Regions from separate parts of the Homo sapiens genome. Here region 2 is linked to region 1. A link is an interaction called in ENCODE POLR2A ChIA-PET data of the cell type or tissue named here. Cell type or tissue: Panc1. All regions are shown on one strand. Each heading gives the region's core, and the rest is flanking DNA. Links, peaks and the distances in the headings are about the cores only.

The links. ChIA-PET counts read pairs that join two places held together with the same protein. Peaks named below come from ENCODE experiments on the same cell type or tissue, not always from the same donor. Only the 100,000 strongest peaks of a DNase experiment are listed, where the experiment ranks them.
Region 2: POLR2A ChIA-PET joins it to region 1 with 6 read pairs; 2 of 35 experiments call an interaction of 5 or more read pairs at or near these places.

What each region holds. Positions count from the first base shown.
Region 1 is chr15:45,005,400-45,008,307 of GRCh38, forward strand. No RefSeq gene overlaps it. Among named protein-coding and RNA genes, the nearest start is that of SORD, 16 kb to the right of the region's middle. In Panc1, for the core only: no CTCF peak of the experiment used is centred there; no DNase peak of the experiment used is centred there.
Region 2 is chr15:45,165,901-45,168,765 of GRCh38, forward strand. SHF (Src homology 2 domain containing F) reads right to left here. Exons shown (of 7, transcript NM_001394037.1): 7 at 1,314-2,233. The coding sequence ends at 2,047. Among named protein-coding and RNA genes, the nearest start is that of SHF, 21 kb to the right of the region's middle. RefSeq lists a silencer at 732-1,531 and enhancers at 1,732-1,821, 1,813-2,314. In Panc1, for the core only: a CTCF peak has its summit at 1,654; a DNase peak (open chromatin) is centred at 1,661; H3K4me3 peaks cover 1,592 bases; H3K27ac peaks cover 1,793 bases.

The DNA.
Region 1 (2,908 bases), core at 160-2,659:
TCCTATTTGTCAGTCTCTCTGGAGGTGCTGCTGTCTCTTTTTTGGTGTCTGTCTTTAGCTCCATCATGGGGTGTCTGTCTTTAGCCCCATCACGAGATGTCTACTGGTGAGATGTCTAATTGGATGGAGAATAGGGGACTTGTTTGGAGGAATACTCTTGGTTTGTGACTGGGTCTGGAATCTGTGTCTCAAAGGCCTTCTGTCTGTCTTGTCTTTGTTGTGTGTGTGTTTGTATATGTTGAGGGGATCTCTGAGGGAATTGCTGATGGAAGTCCAGCAGGCCTAACTCGGAGAACTCTACGTAAGTCAGGTTACATCTGATGAGCCCTGAAGAAAGCTCAACAGGCCTGACATGGGGTGACTGTCCACTCTTCATCTTGCCCAGAGACCACCTATTCAATTACCGGTTGGAGGTCATCCCTCTCCACTTGGAGTGGATCAAAGACTATGGGAACCAACATGAGAAAGTTTGAGCCTTGCCAGGTCAATATTGGGTGCTGAACGAGGTGACTAGTGTCTGTTTCGTTATGTGTATTTTGCTTCGGCTGGGATGGAAAATATTAATTCAGTTCCCCATGCAACCCATCAGGCAGCATCTTGGAAAAGTGAGAAGCTTTTGCCTATGGTTCCATAAAACAGAAATGGATGATTTTCTTTTGTAACAGGGCTTGGCCCCCACAGCTATGGCACAGTAAGCAGGGTCATCAAAAGCTGCTCCATTTTCTGGAAGCTTCAGAGAAAGGGGACACAGAAACCTGGTATGCCAGCAAAAAGGGTAGGAATTTCTTACCAGCCAAGTTTCCGGTCTCTGTCTCTTTCTCTCTGTGTATAAATGATAAACATCAATGTCTCCTCTGCAAGGGTTTGATTAGTAGAAGAAAGGATTTCTGAGAGTAGTGTTAGGTTGTAGCAAATATGGTGTACTTTGTGCTAAGAATTTGTCTTTCTGTGTTGTTCTGTAATGGAGAGAAGGGTATCACAGAATAGAATGTGGGTTTAGGACTCCTGTAAGCCCATTTTTCAAGCCAGCCTGGCAGGCTGCTCAGTTACAAACTTTGCTGTGTGTCCCTGAAACCAATACCAGATGAAATTTATCTGTCTTGTTTTGTGTCTTTAAGAGCCCAACCTTGTGACCATGTGGAGATACTTTCTCTTGGTCTCTGGCATCCAGAGGACAGGAATTTGGGGATGCATATCATAGTTAACCCTAAAAGTTAACTTCAGCAGTTAAAAGCCTTTGCAAGCTCAAAATTGGCTGCTCTAGGCTTCTTCTAGGAAGAGCAATAGAAACTGCTCAATGCTGTACCTCAGTAGCTAAGGCCTTGTCTTTTGACAATGGCAGCCTGGGTTCAATTCTTAGGGAATGAGTCTTTTCTGGTTTATTTGTGTAACTTTTTGCCACTTATTGATTCTTTTTTCCCCCGTGGACCACTTTTGATTTCGTGTCTTGAGTTTTCCTTTGAACTACCTTGGAAAGATTCTAGATCTTGTTAAAAAAAAAAAAAAGAAACTGCTTACTATCTCTTTGAAATACCTTATGTATCCATTATAACCTTATTTAAAACATTAATTTCACATGGGAAGTTACCTGTGGTAAAGTTCAAAAGCAAGGAATATTGACTGTCCTGGCTAGAGTCTAATAATTAGATATTTAAAAAATAATTTTTTAAAGAGCTGTATGGTTAAAATCAGCTTCATTAAAAGCAGATATCCAAACTGCACACATATTTAAAATACCTTTACATGGTTTCTTTTTTCTCTTCTTGGATCTTATTTTTCTAAAGAAACAAAAAAGGTTTTTTTCTTCTCGCTCGACTGAGTTGTTTTTCTCCACTTTTGTCTTCTCAACACTCTTGATGCCCACATGAGAGAACCTAAGATAAATTCTAACAGCCTGGAACTCTTAGGGAAAAACAGGAAGTGCCACAGACCCCATTCTGGGAAAAAGCGCTGTTTTTCTCATGGAACCCTAGGAATTGAAAAAGAATAGATCCCTCTCAAAATCTAAGGCTGTCTTCTGTTTTACCTTACATTATCTCAAATTTTTTACTTTGGCAGGTATCAAAAATTACTTTGCATTATTTGAGAGCTTTTAGTCTTGGTGTGTAATAACCAGGTAGGAAATATACTTTAAGGAATGGCTAATGGCAGTTAAGAGGGATGCTTGGCTCTTGGATTTTTGGATTAGAGAAGCATGCTCTTGGCCACCTGGAAGATATGGAAACATCCCCACCTGCAACTGAGAGGAGATTCCCATGGAGGATGGGCTGGTTTCAAAATGGGCTGATTGGCTTTGGGTTGCTTTGCAATGACATGCACGGTAGAAGCATTGCACTCTTTCCCATAGCATTTTCCTCTTCTGGGGGGATCCAGGATGCAGTATACAAATGGCACCCTTAATTTTGGGGATATGTTTTTGCCTTCCAGCTATGCCTTTTTATTAGGCCCTAGAAATGCCATGCTTTGCTGATGCTGTTCCTCCAAGGGTGCCATCTTGAAGCCAGTAATTCAATTAAGAAACTGGCAAGTGAAAAATCTTACAACTACCAGATCTTCTGTCTGTCTGTCTATGTATATGTGTTGTATGCATGGTGTTTGTATAAAAGAGCTCTGACTAATTGGCTTAGAAAAATAAGCACTTAAATCAAGTATTTTGTCAGAAAAACAGAAACATTTTAATGCCTTTTTGTTCACGTGATTTCAGTGATCTTTTGGAAATAAAAACAGTTTTAAAGATTATTGGTAAAAAATGTCTTCACAATTTAGATGTTTAGTCTAAATTAGGTCAGATGTTAGGTTTGCTAAATGCTTTAAGGTCATAAACGGTTTCTTTGACTTTTGAAAATTGTTAGGCTTACCTACTTTGGAGCCATTAGAAATTCTAGCTAAGGTCTGTGGACATGTGGAA
Region 2 (2,865 bases), core at 366-2,865, 160 kb after region 1:
GAGCCAGAGCCGCCTGGCTTGTTACCAGGACCTCAGTCACTCCCAGCCCTTCTCTGAGCAAAGGGAGAGTTGGGCACCTGTGCCTACATGGCTCTTCCAGGCAGTGAGATGATAGCAGGAGACAAATGAACACATCACCCAACCTCTCTGGGCCTGTTTTCTCATCTGCAAAATGGCTGGATGCTCTCCAAGTCGACTTAAAGACAGGACAACCCTCTGAGGGAATTTCTCTGAGTGCGCCCCTTTTTTTTTTTGAGACAGAGTTTCGCTCTTGTTGCCTACGCTGGAGTGCAATGGCACGATCTTGGCTCACCGCAACCTGTCTCCCGGGTTCAAGCGATTTCTCCTGCCTCAGCCTCCCGAGTAGCTGGGATTACAGGCACGCACCACCACGCCCGGCTAATTTTGTATTTTTAGTAGAGACGGTATTTCTCCATGTTGGTTAGGCTGGTCTCGAACTCCCGACCTGAGGTGATCTGCCCGCCTCGGCCTCCCAAAGTGCTGGGATTACAGGCGTGAGCCACCGCGCCCGGCAAGAGAGTGCCCAATTTTAAGTGATCCTTCCTATTGCTTCCACAAAACGCCTGCATACCACATATCCTCAATTTCGAGAAAATAGCCACTGGTTTAGAAACTCTCAAGTACTGTGATTCACAGCACACTTTGGAGGTTGCACGTTTAGGTTCTGGAAGAGGCCCTCAGACGGCCCTTTGGCTCAGCGGTCCCCCGAAGGTGCCTGTCCAGCATGTCGAGGGGTCCTGACCAGCCTGCCCGCGGGGTGGGGCGGGCCTGGGGCAGCCTGAGAGCCGCTCCGCCTGGCGACCCAGTGGGCCTCCCCGGGCCCGCCCAGAGGCCTGGGCGGGTTCCAGCGGTGGGCGCCGGTCGGGGTGCGGCCTAGGCCGCGGGCCGGTGGTTAGGGGCTCGCAGGCCGGCCACGCCCGAGGGTCTGCCCGGGACAAACCCTTCCGTTAGGGCGCGAGGGAGGCGCTGCAGGCCCTCAGTTCCTCGGCCAAGGAGACAAGCGCGGCCCCCGCGGCCCGTCCCGCCAGCCTTCCCGCCTCCGCCGGCGCGCGGCTTCCGCGTGGCAGGCCGCCCCGCTCCCCGGCCTGGCGCGCTGCCTCTTTGTCTCTCCGCGCCTCCCCTCCTCCCAGACAAATGGCTGTTGGCAGGAAATTGGACGCGCTCGGGGGAAGCCGCGCGCCGCGGGGAGGGGGCGCCGCGCGGCCAGCGGGCCTCGGGTGCCCCCAGCCGGGGCGGGGGCGGCGGGGATGTTTTGACATCTCGTCAAAGAAAGGAACTTGATGCTTCGAAAGTGCTTTTCACAGCCGGGCTGTGTCTGCTCCAGAGCTGATTTATACGCAGAATCTGCGCTCGCTTCTCCGCTCCCTCCCCCGTCAGCCCGGGGACGGCGCCGGAGGCGCGGGCGCGGCTGTGCCCGGCAGGATCGGGTTTATTTATTGCCTCTGGCCCGGAGCCGGGGCGGCCTGGGGACTGCACAGTTCCCTCTGCCCGAGCCCCTCCCCTTCTCTCCCCACCCCCCAAAGCCGGCTGCTTCCCAGGGGCCTGTCTTCCCCAAACCTCTTACCAGACTCTGGGCGGAGCCCTCCGACGGTCTGGGGTGGAAGTCGGGGACGGAGGCAGAGAGGTGGTAAGGCGCCCCAAGGGGCCGAATTCTGCACTACCTCGCACGGACCCAGTGGGGAGAGGGTGGTGGTGGTGGAGGTCACCACCTCTGCCCTAAGGTCGGAAAGGAGCCGGAGCTGCCAGTCTGAAACTCCCTACCATCCCAGTAGCTCTGGAACCCCCTTCCTCCAGGGGCTATCCTTTCTCTCCAGGGATTCCTCTTTCCCCAGCTCCAGACAACCCCTTACTCCAAGGCCCCAGGAGCCCTTTCCCTTTAGAATAAATTAAGGAATCTCCAGCTTCTACTGGATCCCAGGAGAAGAAAGGTTTGAAAGATCACGTCCCTGGCAAGAGCCACAGCCCTCAGCCAGGTGATGGGCACAGGGCTGGGTACAGGTCTATCACAGTGCCCTGGCTTCACATCTAAAGAGTCCGGATGGCCACAGGGTAGAGCAGGGACATGTGTTCGGCTCCCTTAATGGGTAGCTTGCGGCTGGCATAGTGGTGCACAATTTCAGGGACGCTGCTGAAGGGCGGGCTGTTCTGGCCCAGCACATATTTGTGTTCCTTGGTTCGGGACAGCTTCATGTGCATGAATCCCTGGCTGCTCCTGGGAAGAGGAGAGGAGACTTTGGTGAGTGGGGGCTCTCCTCAGCCCCCTCATCCATCCACCCAGTAACCCTCCCCAACCCTACAGCAAATGTGGTGGTTCCGAAGCCAGCTGAGAATGACAGGTGATTAGGGGAGGTGGAGGTCAGTCCAGAAAGCAGGGGTGGTGGTGGTGTAAGTAGGTAGCACTGGGCATTGGCTTTGTGGTAAGGCCACTGGTTGTGCCAAGAATGTGTGTATAGGGAGCATACAGGGTGTGTGCAGGTGGAAACTGAGCGACCAGCACCTCCCCCGACCCCTGCTGGCCAACCCTGGGGTCCAGGCACCCCGGCCCTCCAGCCTCTGTGGCCAGGGCCAGTTTAACCTCACCTTTCTTGAGCTCTTTGGTAGGACACCCGTGAGGGGCTCCTGGTGACTCATGTGGAACCACATATGCCCTTGGCAGGAGGGTGGACAGATGTGACAACCAAGCTAGTCTTCATTGGGGCTCTCCCTTCTAATGACTAGGGGGAAGGGGGAAGCTGATCTGGAAGACCCCCCAAAATCTGGGAGTGCTCAGCTGCCTCCTCCTGGGGATATCCCTTCACTCTCTTGCTTTCTGGGTCTTGGACCAAGCCCCTAGCTCATTTATCC